2 separate regions of the Mus musculus genome follow, and region 1 is linked to region 2. A link is a loop called in an ENCODE intact Hi-C map of the cell type or tissue named here. Cell type or tissue: gastrocnemius. All regions are shown on one strand. Each heading gives the region's core, and the rest is flanking DNA. Links, peaks and the distances in the headings are about the cores only. Region 1 holds the start of Gm33280 (a long non-coding RNA gene). Region 2 holds the start of Hs6st1 (heparan sulfate 6-O-sulfotransferase 1).

What was found. A loop is a pair of places that touch in the nucleus more often than their neighbours do. Peaks named below come from ENCODE experiments on the same cell type or tissue, not always from the same donor. Only the 100,000 strongest peaks of a DNase experiment are listed, where the experiment ranks them.
Region 1: a loop joins it to region 2, with 8 times the contacts of the local background. A loop is called at or near these places in 20 of 42 quality-filtered maps.

What each region holds. Positions count from the first base shown.
Region 1 is chr1:36,128,942-36,140,070 of GRCm38, reverse strand. Gm33280 (a long non-coding RNA gene) reads right to left here and starts at 8,086. Exons shown (of 3, transcript XR_003948643.1): 1 at 7,750-8,086; 2 at 5,208-7,184; 3 at 2,850-4,659. Uggt1 (UDP-glucose glycoprotein glucosyltransferase 1) reads left to right here. Exons shown (of 41, transcript NM_198899.2): 41 at 1-43. In gastrocnemius, for the core only: a CTCF peak has its summit at 5,265 (motif pointing right); DNase peaks (open chromatin) are centred at 5,269 and 9,650.
Region 2 is chr1:36,064,649-36,075,777 of GRCm38, reverse strand. It overlaps Hs6st1 (heparan sulfate 6-O-sulfotransferase 1), which reads right to left and starts at 7,378. Exons shown (of 2, transcript NM_015818.2): 1 at 6,594-7,378. The coding sequence starts at 7,120. Gm39624 (a long non-coding RNA gene) reads left to right here and starts at 9,535. Exons shown (of 3, transcript XR_865341.2): 1 at 9,535-10,142. In gastrocnemius, for the core only: a CTCF peak has its summit at 6,815 (motif pointing right); DNase peaks (open chromatin) are centred at 6,838, 7,152, 7,476, 8,368 and 2 more places; H3K4me3 peaks cover 4,808 bases; H3K27ac peaks cover 4,898 bases.

The DNA of each region.
Region 1 (11,129 bases), core at 1,797-9,796, 64 kb before region 2:
AGTAAGATCTGTCCAACACAATAAAATTCCTCCTCTCTTCTTACAGCTGTCTGCTTGTTCATTCTCTCTCTCTCTCTCTCTCTCTCTCTCTCTCTCTCTCTCTCTCTCTCTCTCTCTCTCTCTCTGTGTGTGTGTGTGTGTGTGTGTGTGTGTGTGAGTGAAGGGCAGACTGATAGAAGATAGTCTTACCCTTCACCTCTCAGAAGTCACGAAGCCTGAGAGGTTGGGAGGTCCCAGGGTCTGGCCACAGTGAGTCCTACAGATCTTGGGCCAACAGCCAGGCCCCCAACTCTGGGACCCGCCCCCAACTGAGCCTGGGTGACCAATGTGGTGATGACCTTGAGAGGCAGCAGAGCAAAGCCTCCAAGTGTGCTGCAGACCCCTCACGGGGTTCCTCCAGAGGCCTGCAGGTTCTGCCCTCCCCTTGTCTGAGCTGCACGAGTGGAGCTGAACAGTTTGGCCGCTCCAGGATCAGTGCACACTTGAGACTGATGTGCCCTTGCTGAGGTGGCAGTCAAGGCCTGGTGCCTGTGGGGTGGAGGAGCTTAGTGGGCAGCAGAAGCTTCTACAGGGAAATGAAGCTTAAATACAACCTGGCAAAGAAGCGGGAGCTCTGTGTCGCTGTGTGTTTGGTTTTGCTTAGGGGGGGGACTGGTTGTGTGTGTGTGTGTGTGTGTGTGTGTGTGTGTGTGTGTGTGTGTGTGTGTGCATGCACCTACTCTTCAGGTGTCCTCTCCTCTGTTTGAGACAAGTCTTCTCTGATAGAACCCAGCAAATAAACTAACGAGCAATCCCAGAGATCTCCCGTCTCTGACTCTTAAATTTCGCTTGTTAATTCCTTATTGCTCTTAATGTGTCCCACATTTATATCTTTATTCTCAAGTTTTAATTATAAATGTATGAGTACTCAAGGCTCACAGCATGAAAGCTTGAAATATAAATCTCTCAGTGATGATCACAATGAGTATACCATACCTGTCACCTTAGACATCCGAGATGGTTTTCTAGCTGGAAGGTCATCTGGGCGGTGTCCACCATTACCCCAATTCAGCTCCAGCTCAGAGCTTCTCAAACCTTTCTCATCCTAGGCTCCTTCTGCCTGAAGAATTGTTTTTTTAAAGATTTATTTATTTCATGTATGTTTGTGCACTATCACCGTCTTCGGGCACACCTGAAGAGGGCATCCGGTCCCCATTACAGAGGGTTGTGAGCCACCATGTGGTTGCTGGGAATTGAACTCAGGACCTCTGGAAGAACAGTCAGTACTCTTAACCACTGAGCCATCTCTCCAGCCCCTGAAGAATTTTTATGTGTCCCTGAGTATAGAAAATAGGTACACACACTAGACATTTATTGATAGTAAATCATTGTATTTTAAAACATTGTCTGGTATAAACATAATTTTATCATTTGTATTAGTTACCTTTATATTGCTGGGATAAATCATGATGACCAGGCCAGCCTGGTCTACAGGGTGAGTTCCAGGACATCCAGGGCCACACAGAGAAACCCTGTCTCAAAACAAAACTAAACTAAACAACCCACAATGACCGAGGCAGCTTTCTTTTATTTGCGCTTATGGTTCCAGAGGAGTCAGAGCCTGTCATGAGAGGGAAGCATGGCAGCAGCCTGGAGCAGAAGCTGAGGGCTCACATTTTGAGCTGCAGACAGGAAACAGAAAACTAGCAATGGGGCAAGTGAAACCCAGAAAGCCTCCCTCAGTGACAGGCAGGTGCTCCGACATGACCACACACCCTACGACTCCCCACACAGCATCGCCAACTGCAGAGAAAGCAATCAAATGTGTCAGGTTGTCGGTGGTGTCTCATTCCAACACCCGCATTCCATTCCCTGGCCTCCCCCATAGTCTTGTGACCTCATAAAAATGCAAAGTTCGTGAAGTTGAACATCAAATGTCTCTTCTGAGACTCAGGGCGATGTGTAAAACCGAAAAGCAAATAACAGACTTCCCCCATACAGTGGTACAGGACATATATCACTGTTCTGAAAGGAAGGAGTCCGCACAGAGAACATACTGAACCAGAAAGGAAGACCGAAGCCCAGCAGGATGAACTCAGTTCTCTAGCCCCATGTCCTGTGTCAAAGGGCTTAGGTGCCTCTGCCCCTCCAGGCTTGCCGTCTGCAGCATACGTGCATCTGGTGGGCTGGCTCCACTTCGTGTGTGCAGCTCTCTTGGACAGCCATTTCACAGCCCCAACATCTTCCAACATCTCATCAAGCCACCACAGCACTCATTTAAGACAAAAAGCAAAGTTGTGTACTAATAAGGCCCATGTGCTAGTTTATCTAGTTAAATGTTAGCTAAATATTTGATGCTATGGGCTGAAGGTAGCTGTCGGTATTCACTTCACATAATGCATAATACAAATGGTAGATGTGTTAGAGCCATTTTCAGAAACCCCTGGAAATTCTATTCTAATTTTGTGTGTCTCTCTCTCTCTCTCTCTCTCTCTCTCTCTCTCTCTCTCTCTGTGTGTGTGTGTGTGTGTGTGTGTGTGTGTGTGTGTGTGTGTGTGTGTCTGACTCTCAGTACACAATGTGGAAGTCAGTGGGCTGACGGTCCTCACCTTCCACTTTGAGATTGGGTCTCATTCTCCACTGTATTTGCCAGGCTCCATTGGGAGCTGCTGGAAAGTCTCCTGTTCCCCATTTCCCTGTCAATGCTGGGGTAACAGATAGATACCCTTTGACATCTCCCTTTTCTGTAATGTGGCTTATAGAGATCTCAACTAGGTTGTCCGTCTTGTGCAAGAAGTACTTTAACCATTGAGCCAGTTCCCAAGCCCCATCTTTTCTTTCTGAATTTTAAAAGATGCAACTTGAGCAGCAGTTTTAAAATATTTTTAAGCTTGTGTGTATATGTGTGCGTTGTGAGCCTGTGTGAGTTTATGTGTACTGTGTGTATAGGTACAACCAGAGGAGGGTAGATCCCCTGTACTGCAGTTACAAGCAATTGCAAGCCCCCTGATATGAGTGCTGGGTCCTTTGCCAGAGGAGGCACTGTTAAGCCAACAAAGAACCAACACATCCAACCAATACAATACAAAGATGGGTTGATGCATGCTGGGAAATAGGGGTAGACATGTGTTAAAGGTGCATTTTCTGTACGTAAATCATTAAGTTTCATATGCAGTGTTCATTGGCTCTGTTCGGTGTCGCCAGTGCACGGTTCGATTGTTGTGTAGAACTAAGGCTGCAGTGAGCAGAGGCCATGTCACCAGAGATATCCTGAATTCATCACACTGGTTTGAGAATGCCTTATAGGAGTTAGCTTTCCTCTCAGAAATTGAACTCAAGTCATTAGGCCTAACGGCAGCTCTGTGATAGCTTTTCTTTTTAACACCCATTTGATTCAAACAGGAGGCTCTGACTAGAGGTCTGCCCTCTAGGGTTGCCTGTTAAGGTCAAATTAATCCCTCAGCCACTTCTCTCTTGGGCTCACACTCCAGACCACCGACCATATCACCCTTGAGCCTCGTCTGGACACAGAATGGCAACTAATGTCCTGTGTTTGCTGAAACCATTCAAATGATGTCAGGTTAAACCTGCCCACCCTGCCTCACCTCCTCCTTCCCGTGAGCCTCAGTGGAGAGGTCACCCCGTTTCCTGCCGCTTAGTCAGCTGTTCCTCCCAGAACAGTAATACAAAACTAGATTCTCTGTCTCTGTGTCTCCCCATCCCACCCCAGACTAACCTCAGAGTCTCTGTCGCCCGGATGGCCTTAAACTCCTAATCTTGTCCCCTTACTCCTCAAGTGCTGGAACCCAGGGCTCCACACATGCTAAGCAAGCTCTCCACCAACCTTAGTTCTCCCCAGGACCCACACCCATCACTAATCCTGGTTTTGCTTTTTCTGGGGTTTCCCCCCACAGTGCTGGGACTTGAACTCAGAACCTCTGCCATGCCGAGAACATGCCCTGCCATGACCTATGCCCCCAGCACACTGTCTTTTTAGAAACATATAAAGAAGGTCATAGCCACACACTAACACTTTTCTCATCGCTGCAACAAATGACAAGAGCCACCTAAGGTTTTACTTTGGCTCCCAGTTGTGCATCCACGGTAGGCAGTGAGGTTGTGCAGACAGGAGCTTGCCGCAGCTAGTTACATTGTAGTTTGGTAGAGTATGTCATACTGAGTGCCTCTTCACATAGTGCATCTTACTCTAATCATATTTACGCGCAACTATATACAGGCAGAAGATGGTAAAGGTCTACCTCCAAGGTCTCTCAACAGACACAATGTGCCTCCGCGTGTATACCCCAGAAACCGGCGCTTCTCTTCTTCCTACTGGATACATTGGGAGGAAAGTTAAGTAGAAACGGTCTAATGTGATTGTCATTAGGAGTGAGAAATCTGTACTACTCTTCAGAGAGTACACACAGTGCTTGGAAGGCAGGGGTTTGAGGAGGTTCTGAGGAAGCCAGATCCACTGTTTGGAGAGGGATGAGTGTGCACGTAGTCAGTGCAGAAGGCAGTAGGCTACTGTGCATTGTCAGAAGGGGAGTGGGTCTCACTCAGTCCAAGTGAAGCTGGGTTACTTAGTCTCTGTGTGTCCTCGTGGTAGGTCTCTTCCCTCAGTTTCCTCAGCAACTGGATCTTCAGGATACTGAAGTGCCTGGATGGCAACATCAAATTCTTCTCCAATGAATCAAAGAAAAAAAATCAAAAGGGAAATTTGGAAATACTGTGGTATATTTAAAGTGAAAATACACCACGTGAAACTCCTGAAATGTAACTGGGAAATGTCTAGCTGTTAATGGCCATGTTATAAACCAAGAGGGCTGTGAGCATCTGCGTGGTAGAGCATAAGTCTCTGAAGTCAGTCCTCAGCATGGAAGAGAAAGCCTCAAGTTCACTGCCAACTGAATGTCTTAATGAAATGCAAGAGTGTGCTAATTATTAAATGACAAAAGGGAAGGATAAGTATCAATGAAACTGAAATTACTTCCTAGAAAATGTCAAAATTGAGAAGCCTTCAGTAGACTGATTGGAGGGGGGGTGACGAGAGAGGGAGGGAGGGAGGGAGAGGGAGAGAGAGGGAGAGGGAGAGGGAGAGGGAGAGGGGGAGGGGGAGGGGGAGAGGGAGAGAGAGAGAGAGAGAGAGAGAGAGAGAGAGAGAGAGAGAGAGAGAGAGAGAGAATGAAAATATTCAAATAATCAAAAGTAGAAAAAGTTATTACTACCTATTCCTCAAAGAGCTATGGTAGTGGATGCATTGCAGTACCGGTGAAAGCCACAAGAGGGCATCAGCTCCCCTGAAGCCAGCGCTATAACGAGTAGCTCTGCTACTGTGCAGTGTAGATGCTGGGACCAGAACTCTAGTCCTGTGGAAGTTGCAGCAAGTGCTCTTCACTGAGCCACTCTCCAGCCCCTGCCACCTGCTTTTGGAAGAAGTATATACATTGACAATTGCAGGGCCTGTAAATGTGAAAACTATCAAAACTGACACAAAGAGACAAAAATAAAATCATGCAGGACCTAGAACAAAGAAGGAGATTGAAGCAGTGCTTATAATAATGCAAAAACCCACAACAAAGGGAATGCCTTTGCAGAGGTTAATTTTGTCAACTTGATTAAGAAGTATGCAGGAGGGTCCATGAGTTGGCTCAGTGAGGGACACACTGTTAGGCGAGCCTGACTCCTGAGTTTGATCCCTGGAACCCATGGAAAGATGAAAGACCCTTTCCTTTATGAACCGCTTCATAAAGCTGTTCTCTGATGCCCCTTTCCCTGCAACACCCTTGAGTCTCTATATGTGCACATGTGCAAACACACACACACACATGCACACATTTTTAAAAAGCACCTAGTATGTGGTGAGTTTTAATAGTCTACTTGACACAACCAGGAATACCTGGGAGGGGCTTCTCAAGGGATTCTGGGGGATTACGTAGCTTACATTAGCCGGTGGGCATGCTTGTGAGGGAGTTTCTTAATTCAGTGAACTGAGGTGGGAAGGCCACCCTGAATGTGGGGGACAACTACAAAAATATTAATTTCAGGGCTGAGGTGGAGGCCCTTCACTGAATGAGACAGAGTGAGCTCAGAACAAGCATGGGTGAATTACTCTCTCCCCCTGCCACCTCGATGGGCTGTGACCTGGGGTTTTGAGCCAAATCAACATTTTCTTCCTTAAGTTGCTTTTGACAGGGTGTCTTTATCACAGCAACAGGAAAAGAAACCAAGACTCCTGGGAGATTAGAGAAGCACAGATTTCCGTTCACTGGTGAATGCAGAAGTTGGGGCCTGTTGGAGGAAGGTCACTAGAGGTACATCCTTGGCTATATCTTCCCATGACCCCTTTTGATTCTCCTCTGTTTTTTCTTGGTAAGAAACAGAGAATCAGAAAGTAAACTCTGAAATTCATAATTAGTTGACATGTGTTTTGTGTGTGGGTACGCGTATGTGTGGGAGTGCATTGTCTCATGGTCTGTGTGTCACCAGGACAACTTGTGGGAATCAATTCTCCCCTGATATGGGCTCTGGGCTTTAAAGTCCAGTTGTCAGGCTGCTGTGTGACAGACTTTTCCTGGGGAGGCACAACATATGCACATCCACCCATCCCAGAAAGGGAGCCAACAACAACAACAACAACAACAACAACGGCAAAACCCAAAGACATAAAGTACACACCAAAGGGCATCAACTCAGAGTGACAACTGGATCAGAAGAAACACTTATGGTCCTGTAGGTGATACAGCTGTCCAGGCTGATGTCCCTTCTTTGCCGTTACTGTTGTGTGCACATGTGGTGAGTGTGTGAACACAGGCACGCGGTGCCACCCACGGGAGGGGAAGTGTGTGGAGAGCAGCTGTCTGAAGCGGTTCTTTCCTTCCACGGCGACATCAGGGAGCAGTCAGCTTTTCATTCTTGTCCAGGAAGCCCTTCACCTGCTGAGGATCCAGCTGCTCCTCCTTGTAGGCGTCCACCATTGCCCCCTACTAGAACTTAGTGTAATGCAGACAACTACCAAAATAATAAATTAGAGGTCTGGAGAGCCAGCTCAGTGGTTTAGAGTGCTGGCTACCCTCCCAGAGGACTAGGGTTCAAATCCCAGCACCCACGTGGTGGCTCACCACCGCCTGCAACTTCAGTTCCAGGGGATCAAACACCCTCTCTGGCATTCGTGGACACTGCACACAAGTAGTACACAGGCATACCTGCAAACAGAAGATTCATAACGTAAGATAAGAACTTAAGAAATCAATTTAAAATTGAAGTGACATTTCTGTGAGGGGTAGCGTGTGTGTCCCTGCCATTCATCCCGGCATGCATGTGAAGGTCAGAGAACAGCTTGCCAAAGCTGGCTCTTTAGCTTCTTTATGTGGCTCTCAGGAATTGAACTCAGGGTTGTCAGACCTGGTAGCAAGTACTGGCTGAGCCCTGTCACAAACTCACATAGACAGACAGACAGACAGACAAACAAACAAACAAACAAGCTCCTATTTGTCTTGAGTTCTGTGTGAGGCTATCTTTCCCTGATATCTCCTTATCCCCACTCCCACTCAGCTCACTGAGCCCTAAAGTGTGTCCCCAAGGCCCCTCCTAAGGTCCATGTCTCCTACTGGTACTTAGAGATGTCTCCATCGTTTCCATGGTCCCAGCCCACTGCCTCAGTGCAGCTGGCAGCTTCCAGCATCCTACTGACCACGGACCACAAGGCAAGGGCGGACCACATCTGCGGCCAGGCATGGTCTCACCCAGCATTGTTTTTTGCCAGGTTACCTTGGAGTCTGTCTGGCCTGCTCCTCATTTCACAGTGGGTTCTACCCTCTGGGTTTTATTGCTGATTGCAGATCACCCTGGCAGCCACTGAGGCCCAGAGGGCACTTCTTTCCTCCCCAGCCCCAGGTCTTTTGCAGTCTCCATTTGGCTGACTGCTACCTCTATGGGTCGATTTGGCTCCGCTCTGTCTGGAAGTATTCTTGTTCAGAGATCCTTCATGCGTCAGGTATCTTAGTTCTCTTTCAGCTATGCCCAAGCTTTCTCCCGCACCTAATGCAACAATGTTATTAGCTTATCAGTGTTCACTAAGTACAGTGGACCAAACTACTTAACATATGAGCCTGGTCGCTTTCTGGGTCCTAAAGCCTGACATTTTCTGAGATACTAGATAGTGACAGTGAGAGTGGGGTACCCGGCTCCCATCCCTAGTGGGACTCGCCCTTTCCCCAGCACATATAAAAAGCAATATTTGTGTTCAGGACTGGGTGCATACCTGTGGCTAGGCCATCCCTGTTGGAGAAGCGGGAATCACACAGGCAGACAGCTATGGTGCAACTCCCTGCCTCACCATGCTAGAACTAGCAAAGGAAATTCACTCGAGATTCTTTTTAGACTTAAGCAGTGCTGATGGGTCCTGAAGTTTAGCTGAGCCAGTGGAAGAGACAGGGGCAAGTGACTGTATTGTGGGCATTGCACTGAGCTGTGCTGAGTGCCCAGAGCACACAGGGTCCTGGCAACTAGAAACGGCCTTAGCCTAAGTCTTACCTTGGCTGGATGTGGATGCTCTGGCAAGGGTCCTGTTAAAATTTGACACCTGTTAAATTTGAAGGTGCTATGCTTACACTTAACAGCCCCAGCAGGGCAGCTGCTTATAGATATAAAGATGAAGGAGGCACGGCAGGAGGGACTTCCGGCAGGAAGGAAGCTGTGTCAAAGACAGTTGGCTGTCTCTCTCTACCTTTAACTATCAGATTGGTAAGAGAATGGGTTCCAAGAAACTGACATTTCTTTGGCTGAGCCCTGCTGGGAGAAGGAAAAGGCTGAGGCCCGGGGCCAGCCAAAGAGTTACAATTTTGCAAGACTTTGCAACAGAGACTGTTCCCCAGACAGTGATAAAGGGTTGGGTGGACAGGGACGATTGTGGCTCCCCATACCTCTTGCTCTCTATTTAACCCTAAGCTTTGTGTCTGGACCACACACACGGACATGGAAGTACTGTCACAGAGCCTCTTTGCTCCTCTTCCAATGCATATATTGAATAAATCTCAATTTTCCGGGTTTTTTCCCCCTTTTTCTTCAGTACTCTTAGTCATTTAATTGCCTCCCTGAGAACACATGGCCAGACCTGACATACTGGGGAGGCTGTCAGGGTTTGAGTTCAGGGAAAAAGCAGGTTTGTCAATGTAAGTTACCATGTCTGATACCCTCCAACACAGGCACACACGTGTATAAATACACATGTGAGCAAACACACATGTACACACATAGATGCAGTTACCCATGGAAACATAAGCAGACAGACACATAAATATGCACATGTGCACACATGCAAGTACATGCATGCTTATACACATAAACTGTGGATAAAACAGCTATGGTCATACTGGATCAAATTCTTAGGACAGACTCATCTGGGCAGGCTGCTCTTGGTGTTAGATGGCAACTGGAGCTGATCATCAGCAGAAAGTAGTCTGGCCTAGGCTGCGTAGCCTACTCTGAGATGTACATTCATGACTTGCAGTACAGAACTGCTTTATCTTATCTCTGCAACTGCATGATCTCTGTGGCCAGGGCTAAAGTGGTCCCAGATGCATCACCATAGCAAGCAGGCGGCTGTGAGTCACAATGAGCGTGGGAGGAAGTGTCCAGTGAGCCACAGTTTACAGGCTGTTGCTATCTTGTAGGCCATGTTTGGCACTTTGGCTTACAGCCATAGGCTGGGCAACCCAGGGAGCAGAGGGCTGGAAGGGCACAATTGAAAAGGTAACCTGGCTTGGCTCTGCAGTAACAGAACCTCCCTGGCTACTAAGATCAGGACCATTGGAGGGGTGTAGAGGAGGCTAGAAATCCAGGAGATGGGAAGAGCCACTTTAGGTGTGGGTGGCGTTATCCCACTGGCCTGGATCTTCCATTGAATAAAAAGGACACAGTGAGCTGAGCCTCAGTGCTCCTCTCTCTCTGCTTCCTGATTGCTGATACAATGTGGCCTGCTGCCTAACTTCTTGCCGTGCTCTCCCCATCAAACTGTGGGCTAAAATAAACCCTTCCTTCCTTAAGTTGCTTTTTGCCAGGCACTTTGTTAAGGCAATGGGAACAGTGACTAACATGCGGCCGCCCGGCCGGGGTGAGGGAGAATGGGGGAGGCCAAGAGGCAGGAGGGAGCTGAGCTGATTGTGGTGGCGCACGCCTTTAATCCCAGCACTCAGGAGGCAGAAGCAGGCGGATTTCTGAGTTCAAGGCCAGCCTCATCTAGAGTGAGTTCCAGGACAGCCAGGGCTACACAGAGAAACCCTGACTCGAAAAAACAAAACAAAACAAAACAAAACAAAACAACAAAAAAAAAAGAGTTGCCTTGGCTGGGCAGTGGTGGCACATGCCTTTAATCCCAGCACTCGGGAGGCAGAGGCAGGTGGATCTCTGAGTTAGAGCCCAGCCTGGTCTACAAAGTGAGTTCCAGGACATCTAGGGCTACACAGAGAAACTATGTCTCAAAAAAAAAAAAAAAGACATATTCAGTGTGTCTTTCATTCATTCATTAGATTAGAACAATTTTAACAATTATAGTTGTGAGCGAATGCAGGCAGAGGCAGACACACCAAGGCTATGCTTACACAGAGGGTCAGGGAGCAGCCCACTCTGTGGTTCCCTGGAGCTCAGTGTTGCAAGGGTCCTCGATTAGACAAGCCACAGCTGGCCAATTCCTGACCTTGGGCCACAGCTCATTAGAAGAAACATATAAATGCATAAATAAAGAGGAAGCTAAGGAGTTTGCAGCTCAAGCTGGTGATTCATTTCCTGTAACCACTGAACCTTGGGCTCAACTTTTGTTCCACTAGTTAGCTAGGATCGTGCCTTTCTCTCCAGCTGTTGAAGGAAGCCAGGCATCCACCTCCAGCCCTGGGCCCAAGATGCCGATTGATAAAGGAGTCCTAGCAGCCAGAAACCGGCAGTAACTGCCAGAGTCCACAGTTGTGTTCTCCCTTCCAATGTAGCATCCTTCGGAGGTCAAACATGCTCACTTAACTAATGGTACTGGAGATCCTGCTTATAAGTAGCCATCTCCAGTGTCCCTGAGTTAGCAGCATCCAGTCAGTGTGTACCAGAGCTGTCCCTCTCTGTCATCCACTGCCTACATTTTAACCTCTTGTAAAACACCGGAG
Region 2 (11,129 bases), core at 1,886-9,885:
TTTTAACATTCCCCATGTAAACAAACAGAGGCAGTTGCATGGCTCACGGCCTTCAAAGCTGGGCCAGATGCAGGGCTGTGGGGAATGGCTTCTCTCCAAAGCGCCATACATATGTGCAAGGCCCTGCTCAGCCATGCCCATCATGGTGCCACAGACAGCCTGCTCTCCAGATGGGGAGCTGGGCCCTCCTGGTTGGCAGACTGTGGAACTCAAGGGGTTGTAAGTGGCTATGGCTCCCACTAGACATGGGCACAATCTCAAGCTGGAGGCACCAAGAGGTCACTGGTCCCTCTTTAGACCCCAGTGGTAGATAGACATCTTGACCACAAAAATGGAGATGTGTTTACTGAATCCCAAAGTCACTGGCTCTGGTCACAAGACAGAAGAGGCTCCCTCTAGTTTTGAGGATCCAGCTTTGGAACTTCACATGACACATGCCGCTAGGGCATGGACAGGCAGGTTACTGTGTGTTCCCTCCTCTGGTACCTAAGCCCTGTGTGCATAGAACATCTGATAATTCTTGGAACTTTGGTTTTGTCTCTTGTGACAGACTGCCCAGGCCAAAGTCTGCAACGCAGTCAATGAATGAATAACCCAGGAAAGCTGGGAGTAGGGTGGAGCCTCCAAAAGGTGGGCAGAACCCCGGTCAGTCATGGAGGGTAGAGAAGCCTCCTCAACGTGACAAGTTTCACGCATGAATAGGTGTGCAGACTAAACGCTGGAAAGGGTTGCTAGAGGGGTGAGCTCTAGCCAGGCCCCCAGTGTCCACAGACCGGGCTTGGCCTCAGAGAGGCCAGTGGTAGAGGGAAAAAGACTTATCCAAGCCAGGTTTGCCTGGCCCCAGCTTCCCACCAAGACTGTGTCTCCAGTGGGAACTATCTGGAAGCTGGAGAGTCTCGTCTGTCCAGAAACTCTCTCGTTAGAGAGTTTTTTTCTCTCCACTCAGAGGTCAGGCTTTTAGCTCTCTCTGTGTGGAAATATACAAGCTGTTTCTGCAAAGTGACAGACCCTGTACTCAGGGGACTTGGAACAATACTAAAGCAGGAAGGGGCATTTTATTCTGGGACACGCAAGATTAGAAGTTCAACAGCCAGCAAATGACAGGCCTGCCTGAATTTTAAGGCAGACGAGACACTAACACCTGGGCTCTCTCTCTCCACTTAGGCTATCTCTAGGTACCTCTATGGCCCCCTAGTCATTGCTGCCACCAGCTTTCAGCAACATGCCTGAACCTTCCCTGGTTCCAGAGGGCAAAACCCTACACATAGGAGAGGCCGCTGCCCACATCACTTACAGGAGAGTTGTATGACCTTGCTGATAGACCCTGAAGGTGGGGGAGGGGGAGCGGTACCTGCCCCTAGGGCATACAGGTTATTCACTGGGTAGAAAGAGCCTGGTGGGAATGTTCAAAGCTTCAGTTTGGAGTCTGGCCTGATGGACTGACCAGCCCCTCTCTAACTGCTCTCCAAAGCATGGTCTCTTGTGCTTTTGAAACCCACTAGGTGCCGGGTGTGGTGGCACACACCTTTAATCCCAGCACTCGGGAGGCAGAGGCAGGCAGATTTCTGAGTTCGAGGCCAGCCTGGTCTACAGAGTGAGTTCCAGGACAGCCAGGGCTATACAGAGAAACCCTGTCTCAAAAAACCAAAAAAAAAAAAAAAAAAGAAAAAAGAAACCCACTAGGTGAGTGGGGAGCCCTGATGACAGTCCCTTCCAACACTATCTGTGGCTTCACGTCTGCTCTGGAAACATCTCTCAAGTCCTTTGCACTAGGGACAGCAGAGGAAGTGTAGACAGGCTTCCAGCTTCCCCACTCAAGTGTGTAGAGCGCCAAGCAGACGGAGACAGGTTGGCCATGGTCTCACAACATTGTCTCTTACCCATCCACCTTTCCCAGGATACTGGTGGCGTGGGTACCCAGGCACTAAGGAGTCACCGGGGAACAATCCAGTCATGCAGGGGAGGTTACTGGAAGATGCCATGTGCCACCGCAGCCATCAGCAGACCTCACCGGTGTTCCCTTTTTAGAGCCAAGAGGACGTGGCTTGATTCCTGCCCTGCAGCAAAGGGGCAAAGGCTGTCGGGTGGTTTCTAGTAAGCCAGATAGATGGCTCAAGTTTCAAGCACAATTGTACATTTCTGTCTAGGTATAGGAAGCCAATACAGCCTGATTCTGTGGCTGCAGGAGGCAGCAGAAGCACAGGGCTGGGGAATGGACAGATATCCAAATGCTGCCCCAGGCCTTGACACTCTGATGAGTTTAAACGGGCCAGTGTTCCCACGGCTGCTATATGTGGGTGTTGAGGACTTCTCCCACTGTGTCCCACTGCTGTAATGAAATCCCCTGGGCTGGGTGCTTTCCAAAGCAAAGTTGACTAACTCGGGTTTTAGAGGTTCAAGGACATGATGTCAGCAGCAGCTCAGATTTAGTGAGGGCCTTGTGCAGAGATGACATCATGGTAGGTTCGTGGGCAAGAGAGGTTAGTTACAGGGCTGGCAGGAAGCCACAGAGCATCCATAGGAAGGCCCAGATTCACTTTTAAGAACTAGCAGGGATCTCCCTATCCTTTTTCAGGAAGGTGTCCTCAAATAACCAAATCACCTAGGCTCCACCTCTTAAAGGGCCAAACATCAAAATCATCACATGGGGGACAAAACTGCCAGCAAGCCACAGGGCCAACTGAGATCACCACCAAGAGCTCTGGACAAGTGCTGCCCCACCCCCAGCACCTCAGTCTGCCCTCTGACCCTTGCTGTACACATCCCTAAGCCGGTGGGGAGGCAACTGGGGTGACAGGACACTGCCCTGTTCTCTACAAGGCTGTGCCACCTCAAAGGTATGAGCAGGGCAGGGGTTTACACACACACAAAGGACTTTTTGTTCACTAAAGACAACAAAACAAGCAAACAGAAAATGCTCGGGAACCAGTAAGAAGAACAGTTCTGTAGATAAAAGATGCCAGCCATAAAACCTAAGACCCGATCGCTTAACCCCACATGGTGGAAGGAGATAACTGAATTCCAGAAGTTGTTCTCTAACCTCTGATACATGTCCATGGCGGGCACATGCACACTCAAGCACACACACGTGTGCACGCACACTCATGCACACACATACATGCATGCACACACACATGTGCACACACTAAATAAGTAAAATGTAATAATAGTTATTTTCTTCCTTTTGAAAAAATAAAAGTGGTTTCCTGAGTTGGGTTCTACCTTTTAAAGGAAAAGCAAAGAAAAACTTTGTTATTGCTGCTTTTGAGACACAGTCTCATGTAACACAGGCTGGAATTCACTATATAGCCAAGGATGACCCTGACCTCTGACCCGGCTGCTCCCACTCTCTGTAGGGAATACACCCCCATATCTGGTTTGTATTTGGGGATAGGACTTAGGGCCTCCTGCATGCTGGACCAGCACTCAATCAACTCGGCTGCATTCCTAGCCCAAGAAAACTTTTTAAAACCACAGTCATGATCCCAGGGAGGTGGCAGCTGGGAAGGGTACTCTGATGGCACTGGCTAGAAAGCACGAAGCAAGGATGTCCCCAAGAGTAAACTAACCTGGACACTCACCAGAGCTGCCAAGCATTCAGATATTCCCCTCAGAGGAATTTCCAAAGAAAACGGAAGCTGTGTAAAATATTTGCACACAGGAGTGTCCACTTGACACTTCCTACAGAAGTGAAGAAGAAAGCTCCCGTTCTATCACGCGGCAGTGAAGAGTGGGCACATAGAGGGCCTGGCTGCAGTCGCCACAGATTGAGCTATTCATGATGGCCAACATATGCAAAACCATGGGAGAGGAATATGGATTCTCCTCTTCCTACTCAGTCACAGAAAACCATCACTACAACAGAAGGGGGAGTGTGGGAGACTCAAGGTCTCTTACCATAATGCAAGACACCTCCTCTTCCTCTCTACTGGACCCCGGAGGGCGCAGTAGGTCCGGACTGCTGGTACCACCCCTGAGTGGCATTCAAACCTCCCACCCCTATCTGTTAATGATGTCACCAAACTGAGCCCAGAGCCACCAACTGGGCTTCACCAGACCCCTGGGGCATGCTATGTCCATCAGGGTTAGAGTTCTCTGAGCCAGATAGTCACACTGTCAGACTAGAGCTGGCCCAGGTGCCAATGGTCCTTGGTAACACTCATCCCCTGCAGTTCCATATGTCCAAGGCTAGCCAGCAAGCCTTCTGTCTCTCCAGACTGGTCTTGTAAGCACGCAGGCTTTTGCTAACAGATGTGAGACGTCCGTAGTAGGCAGAGGCCACAGAGACCTCCAATGCATTGCTCACACCTGTTCCCCTACCGAAGCAGGAAGTACCAATCGATTTTGTAAGTTATAAACCTAGGAAGGAGTGGAGGACCTGCCCGGCCTCATGAGTCACCCAGATGTGTCCCCAGTTCAGAGCAGCCCCAGGCAGATGTGCCATGAGGAGGTTGGGAGCTGGGTAAAGTAATTTGTTCAAGCTCTACCATAACCCTGAGGGCAGAGAAAAGAGGAAGAGAAGGCCCACCCTAGTTTGCAAGGAGTCTTGGGGGGGGGGGATCGGGCCTTAAAGGGTAACAGTGAGTGCCACTTAACACCAGCCATCAGGCAGTCAACCCTGACAGTGACAGGGTCCCTGGGCAGATGGGAGTCAGCTGGGGAACTCAGGGGCAGCCAGGAGTTCAATACATAAAAGTCTCTTAGATTAGTTTGGGGGGCCAGAGGTGGCGGGGGAGGGGAAGTCATTTACCTAGTGCCTTAAACAAATGGAGCACTATGAAGAGAAACCCAGTGTCACCTATTGGGTGGCACAGTTACAAGCTTTGGAACCACGAGCCCTGGGGGCCCCTCCCCACATTGCCCATTGTTGCTGAGTCAGCAAGTCCCGCCCTCCCCTCCCCCAAGGAGGGGGGAATCAGTAGACCACCCTGCATTCTTCATCCCTGGCCCTTACACCCTCTGCAGGCAGTCAAGGCCTGTGAACAGCATCTGGGGCCATGCACCTCCCTGTTCCTTCCATCATGAGCCTCTGATAAACTTCTAGTCAAGGGGCACTGTGGTCCTTCACTCTGTTACAATCTGTGGGCAGTGTGGTCCGTGAGGGGTAGGCTCACCCCGAAGCTCTGGCCTCTCTACAGCTCTAAGAGCAGCATGCATGCAGTTTGCCTAGACCTCCTATGATTAGCATGTCCACTGTTTCAAGCCCCACGTCCTGCTGACAGAGAGGACTTCCCTGGGCCTGCTGGCGTGTGCCCAGCAATGGGCACCCACAGCCTTGACTGGTGGATCAGTGGACAGCTGCTATGGCCAGACCTGGACTCAAGCATAGCATGGCTGAACTATTGGGATGGGTCCTGGAACTGAAACATGTACGTGTGTACGGCAGAGCTTATGTGGACAGGAAGCAGTTTCGAGGGCCTGGAAAGGAGACTCTGGGTCCAGGTTAGGGCCATGGAATACCTCCACTTGGCTTGAGCACTGCTAGGCGTGGGGTGCAGTGTGTGTATCTACCACTCAACTCTAGCAGCCTGTAAAGCATGCAAACAGCTCCAGGTTGGTTGGACCCTAGAGTCCCAACCCCACAGGAGAGCCAGCACCTTCCTGCCCCAAGTGTACCAAGGAAAATAGCGACTTCAGTTAAAATTTGTCCACACCCACTTCCTAGCTCCTCTGTAAGTTCAGTCCTACAGCAAATATGGAAGAGAAACAAAGGCAGGCTAGAAGCCCTAATTCCTGGGGTGGGGTGGGGCGGGTTAGGAAGAAGGTAATCCCAGGAGGATCACTGGGCACCAACAGAAACAGGGCTACAATCTCAACTTTACAAAGTGCTTTCAGAGGGGCTGGCCCTCACTCACATCCCCAGACAAGGAGGAGAGTGATGGGCCTTGCTGGGAGGTCCCTGGCTTTACAAGTAGCTTTGACGGTCTCAGCTATCCCTAACCTGGCCGGTGGATAGATTTCTAGGGAAGTCAGTCCTCAACTGGAGGCTTTTGTTCCACTTCTGTGGCTGGGGAGGCCAGGTAGTGCTGCCTTCTCTCCGACTTCAGTCTGGGTCACACGGGCCTTTGTTCTACCTGCACACACCGGCAGGCAGAGCCCACCCCTTTCCTGGCAGCTCCTCCCCAGGCTGGCAGGCACCGGAGGGCCTGGAGATACCACAGGTGCACAGGAAGAGGAACCGCATTTCTCTTGCTCCACTTTTAGTACTAGACGGGTACGGGCTACACATGCACACAGAGACACACCTGTTTTTCTGCCTCTAGAGCCAAGCCTGGACCTCTAGTCCCCGAGGTTTATCTCTCAGGCTAGCCCGCAGTGCATAGCAGGTAGGGTGGACAGAGAGCAGCGGGCAGTGACCCAGGAGGAAGTCTGGGCACTGCGCAGACAGGCCAGTGGCGAGGAGAGGCACGGAACAGAGGGTGAAAAGAGGGATCAGAGGTCAGGAGTGGCAGGTGTAGGGAAGGATGAGATGGGAATCCTGGGATCCCGCAGACTGGAAGGGGCCCCAAGAGAGGAGAGGGCAGATCTGGCCCGGGGCTTAGGGGTACCCCCCCCCCCCCCCGCCATCACACTTTCCCGCAGCGGGCGCTCACCTGGGCGAACGCAGACCTGCTGGGTCGCGGCGGTCTAGCACACCGGGCACACAGTTGGTGAGTTCGGTCCAGTCAGCGTGCAGCCCGCAGCTCCAGCCCGTGGAGAAGCGAGAGAAGAGCCAGGTCTCGCGGCGATTGGGCCGATAGCAGGTGCACTTCTTCTGGCCCGGGCGACAGTCGCAGGGCACCTCGAGGCGCACGTTCTGCACTAGGTGGCGGCCGAAGGTGGTGCCGCCGGTCTTCTGGATGTGCAGGAAGACGATCACGTCGTCGCCCTTCATGTCGAAGCGCAGCGAGCGCTCCAGCTCGCGCACCGGGAAGTAGTACTTTTTCTCGTAATGTGGGTCCGGCGTGGGGAAGAGATCCAGGTCGTCGGGGGGCACGCGGCCACCGGGCGCGCCCAGACTCAGCCCCGGGCCCGCGTACTGGTAAAGGATGAGCATGAAGCACGCCGAGCCCGCCACCACCAGCACGAACTTGCTGGCGCGCTCAACCATGGTCCTGCCGCCGGCGCGCCGCCGCCGCATGTGTCACCATCGCCAGCGGCCCGGGCGCCGGGCCTGGGAGGGCGGGGGGCGCAGCTGCTCCGCCACCGCCGCCGCCACCGCCGCCCGCGCTCCGGCCCGGCCCGGCTACTCGGCGCCCAGGCTGTGCGCAGCGTCGCGGGCCCCGGGCCTCGGCGGCGCCGTGGCTGCTCCCCGCCCCGATCCCGGCTCGGCTAGCGTACAGCCCGGCCCCCGCCACAGCGCCCCGCAGCCGCGCGCGCCCGCACCCGCCCGCAAAGCTCAGCGCCGAGAACGCTCTGCACCGCCCCGTGCGCCGCCGCGTCTCCGCAGTTCGTCGCGGCTCCGCCCCGGCCCGCCCCTGGCCCGCCCTCGCGGCGCCTCTTGCTGTCGCCGCCCGCTCCGATCCTCCGCTCCGCCTCTGGAGCGCCCTGGGGGAGGGGCGGGGCCGGAGGAGGCCCAGGCACAGGCCAGAGCTGGGCGACGGGTCGCGTGTCTCTCACACTGTCAACGCCGGTCGCTACGGAAAGGGCATTGGATCCAGCTCGCAGACCTGTGGGTGGCGACTGGGTTGTCCCGAGCCTACGAGTGGGTGGCTCTTTTGGGCATTGGTCCTGGGTTTGGGAGCCCGAGTTTTTTCACCTTCTCTGGTTATGGTAGTTTGTGTTACCTGCGCTCTCTGTCTCCCACGGGAATACGGAGGCTTTGACCTTCACATTGAAGGATAGGAAGTTCCAAGTTCGAGAGCGCTGGGAGTCGGGACCACCAGGTGGTTTAGGACTACCAGTAAGGGTGGGGAAGGAAGAGAGACGTTAAGGGCATGGATCCGGCTCTTACGTGGATATCACCAGTCCCCTGGAGGCACTGGGACAATGACCCAAAGCCCTCAGTTGAAGATAAACCGAAATGTGTGCAGAGACCAGAGGACAAGCTTTATTTGTCCCTCTCGCCCAGTGTGCCCTGTTTTGATCCTGGTCATACTCAAACAAACAAACAAACAAACAAAATAGTGAACCAACATTAGAAAAAAATTAAAATTCCAACCTTCGTGATTTTTTTTTTTTTTACATTGGCAGCAGTATCTGCAGCCTTGATTGGTGCTCTGCCTGTAGTGGAGGGTCGCCTGGGCCCTAGGCTGCAAGTTGGAGGCTCTAGTAGTAATCTATGCAGCCTATAACATGTGGAAGGTCCCGTCGCCCATGTTGTACTCTGTACTGGGCCCCTAGCTATACTTAGGCGGCCAGAACAACTGGAGGTGGGGAGTGAAATGACCTGTGCAGAGTTCCACAGCCTAGGGTAGCTGGGAGGGGCTTGGGTGTTTGGATTCAGGCCAGAGTGGCCTCTGGGAGGTGCTCCCACTGCCAGGCCAGGCTCAGGTGCCCACAGCAAGTACCCCTGGGTAGTGCCCTGGATCTGTCCTGCTAAGGGGTGGGTCAAAAAGTGGAGAGAAGGGGAGGGGGTGGCAATAGTGGTCCAAAGCATTGACTGCAAGTTAAAAAAAAAAAAAAAAGACTTGAAAAAAAAGAGCAGCTGGGCAGTGGTGGTGCATGCCTGTAATTCCAGCACTTGGGAGGCAGAGGCAGGCGGATTTCTTAAGTTCGAGGCCAGCCTGGTGTACAGAGAGAGTTCCAGGACAGTCAGGGCTACACAGAGAAACCCTGTCTTGAACCCCCACCCCACCCCACATACACACACAAATAAGAGCTAAGAGGAAAGCCCTCCCAAACGGTGAGATCAGGAGAGAATGCAGACACACTTATATCCAACTTGTCAGGAATGTGAAGAAACTGGGCTCAGCTGGTAAAGTGCTTGCTGTGCATGACTCAGGACCTGGGTTCGGTACCCAGAACCCAGGTATAAAATGCCAGGGATACTTGGCCTGTGTTTGCAAGCCCAGGACTGCTGGGGAAGAAGAGATAGGCAGATCCCTGGGGCTTGCAAGCCAGCCAGTCTAGCCTATAAGGCAGCAGGTTAATGTGAGACACTGTCTCAGAAACTAAGGTGTACCTCTCAAAGGACAATATCCAATATCCAAGGTTGTCCATTGTCCTCTGTCCTACACACACACACACACACACACACACACACACACACACACAGAGAGAGAGAGAGAGAGAGAGAGAGAGAGAGAGGACATGTTTTGCAGGCAGATTGCAGAAGTTACCACTATGGTCAGACCGCCACATGGCCCTGAACACACTACATAATGACCTAGAACCAGGGCAACAGGTGTCCTTGGTGACACCCAGGGCCTTTTGCCCCTGGCCCAGAGAAACCCAAGGGCAGTCTGTTTGGTAATGATTTATTCTGGTTAGGTATGGCGACACAGCAGTGTGCTGAGGGCGCTCCCTTTAGAAGTTGACCAGGGCGGCATTCCAGCATGGGATTTGGATGACAGCAATCCAGATTTACACAGCATTGCTGCCAGCTAACCCATCTGATGGTTCTGCTCAGATGCTAAGGATCTACCAAGAGGTCAATCCCAAACAGAGTTGTTCCAGTACTAGACATAGCAGTTATGTTATTTCCAATCCCACTAGCAAGCCTTGCAAGAACGAGCTAAAACAATCGTTCCACAAAAGTGAAAACGAAGGTCTAGAGCTCTCCAGAGCTAGACAAATTCTCTCACTCTGTTCCCTGGCCGTGTGGCGTCCAGCCTGTGTTCATCTCTGTTCCCCCGGGGCCAGAGGAAAAAGCGGAGGGTCAGTGCACTAGGCTTTACTGCCAAGAGACCCACCTATGCTTGGCTGCCCCTAAGGGAAAACGGAAGTCTGACAAGAGCAGAAGAGTCTGGCATAGGTACCCAGTGGGTGGTTGTCCCTGTGACAAACTGCAGAGGTAGCCATAGCACACTGGCTCAGGGATTGACATCTCATCAAGAGAAGCTGCTTCCTCAAACTTCATTCTTGCCAGAACGGTTGAAGAGCCCCCTCCTCAGCCAGGAAGCCCCTCTCTTTCCTAAATTCTCACAGAGAAGGTTTTGCCTACTCTCCCTATTTATAAGAAGCCCAGCAGGTGCAACTTGATACTCCGGAGGAGGCAATTGGTGAGTGGGAACTACCCGGAAGTCAAATCCCCCGTCTTAGGTCAAGGAGTGAGGCTTTGTAGCCCGACTAGCCAGTCTTCACCAGGCTCTTTCCCCTGAAAAACTGGCAGAAATGTGACACCAAGGGTTTGCTGTGGATTGCCCGTGAGGTCGATGAGGCTTGTCTGTCACCGGGACTCGTGCGGGTTCTATTTGTTGTTCCTTTTCTCTCCCTGGTAGCCAAGGCTCCCTCCATAGTCCTAGGAATGCACATGAAAAGGAGAAACCCCTATAAATGTTTGCTGGAGGGAGTACCCAGCCTCGGGGTTTGCATCTACTTTGTTCCTACTTTTGTCCTCAGACTGCATACTTCAGAGCTCTGAGCTAATACGGAGGAAAAAGAAAAGGATGGCTAGTGGTAGGATGTGAATGAAAACGTGTTACCATACTTCTGTTTGGAGAAAAGATTAAGCCAGCGAACATAATTCCCTACCCATCATGTGTCCTTATAGTCTGAGAACCAAGAGATCAATTCCTCCCTCCTCCCCCTTATCCCCGGCGTGCAGTCCCGCGGGCGGACACGCGGGGGCACAGACACCGGCTTCTCCCTCATTCAGCAGTTGACATTGTAAAATTGGGGGATTTTCCACACTTGCTTCGCTGGTTCTCCTTCGGCTGTCTGCCCATTGTTTCTGAAGGAGTGGAGGGGCAGTCACGTTGCCTTTAGAGCCTCCCCTGGGGCTGCAGGCAGGGAGCAGAGAGAGGTTTTGCTTAAGGACAAACTTTTAAAGGTGACTTGGTGAAGCCATGGCTAATGGACTGAGTCCAGAGCTGCTACTGTGGGGACCAGGGGAGCCGAGCTGGGCCACTCTCGTGGACCTGAGCCCACCAGTTCCCGTAGACCGCGTCTGCTCCATGGACTGTCTGTTGTCTGAAGGGTACTTTCTTGGAGTCCCCAGCACCTTCTACCAAACAGCCTTTTCTCCTATTCCCTTCCCTCCCGTGACA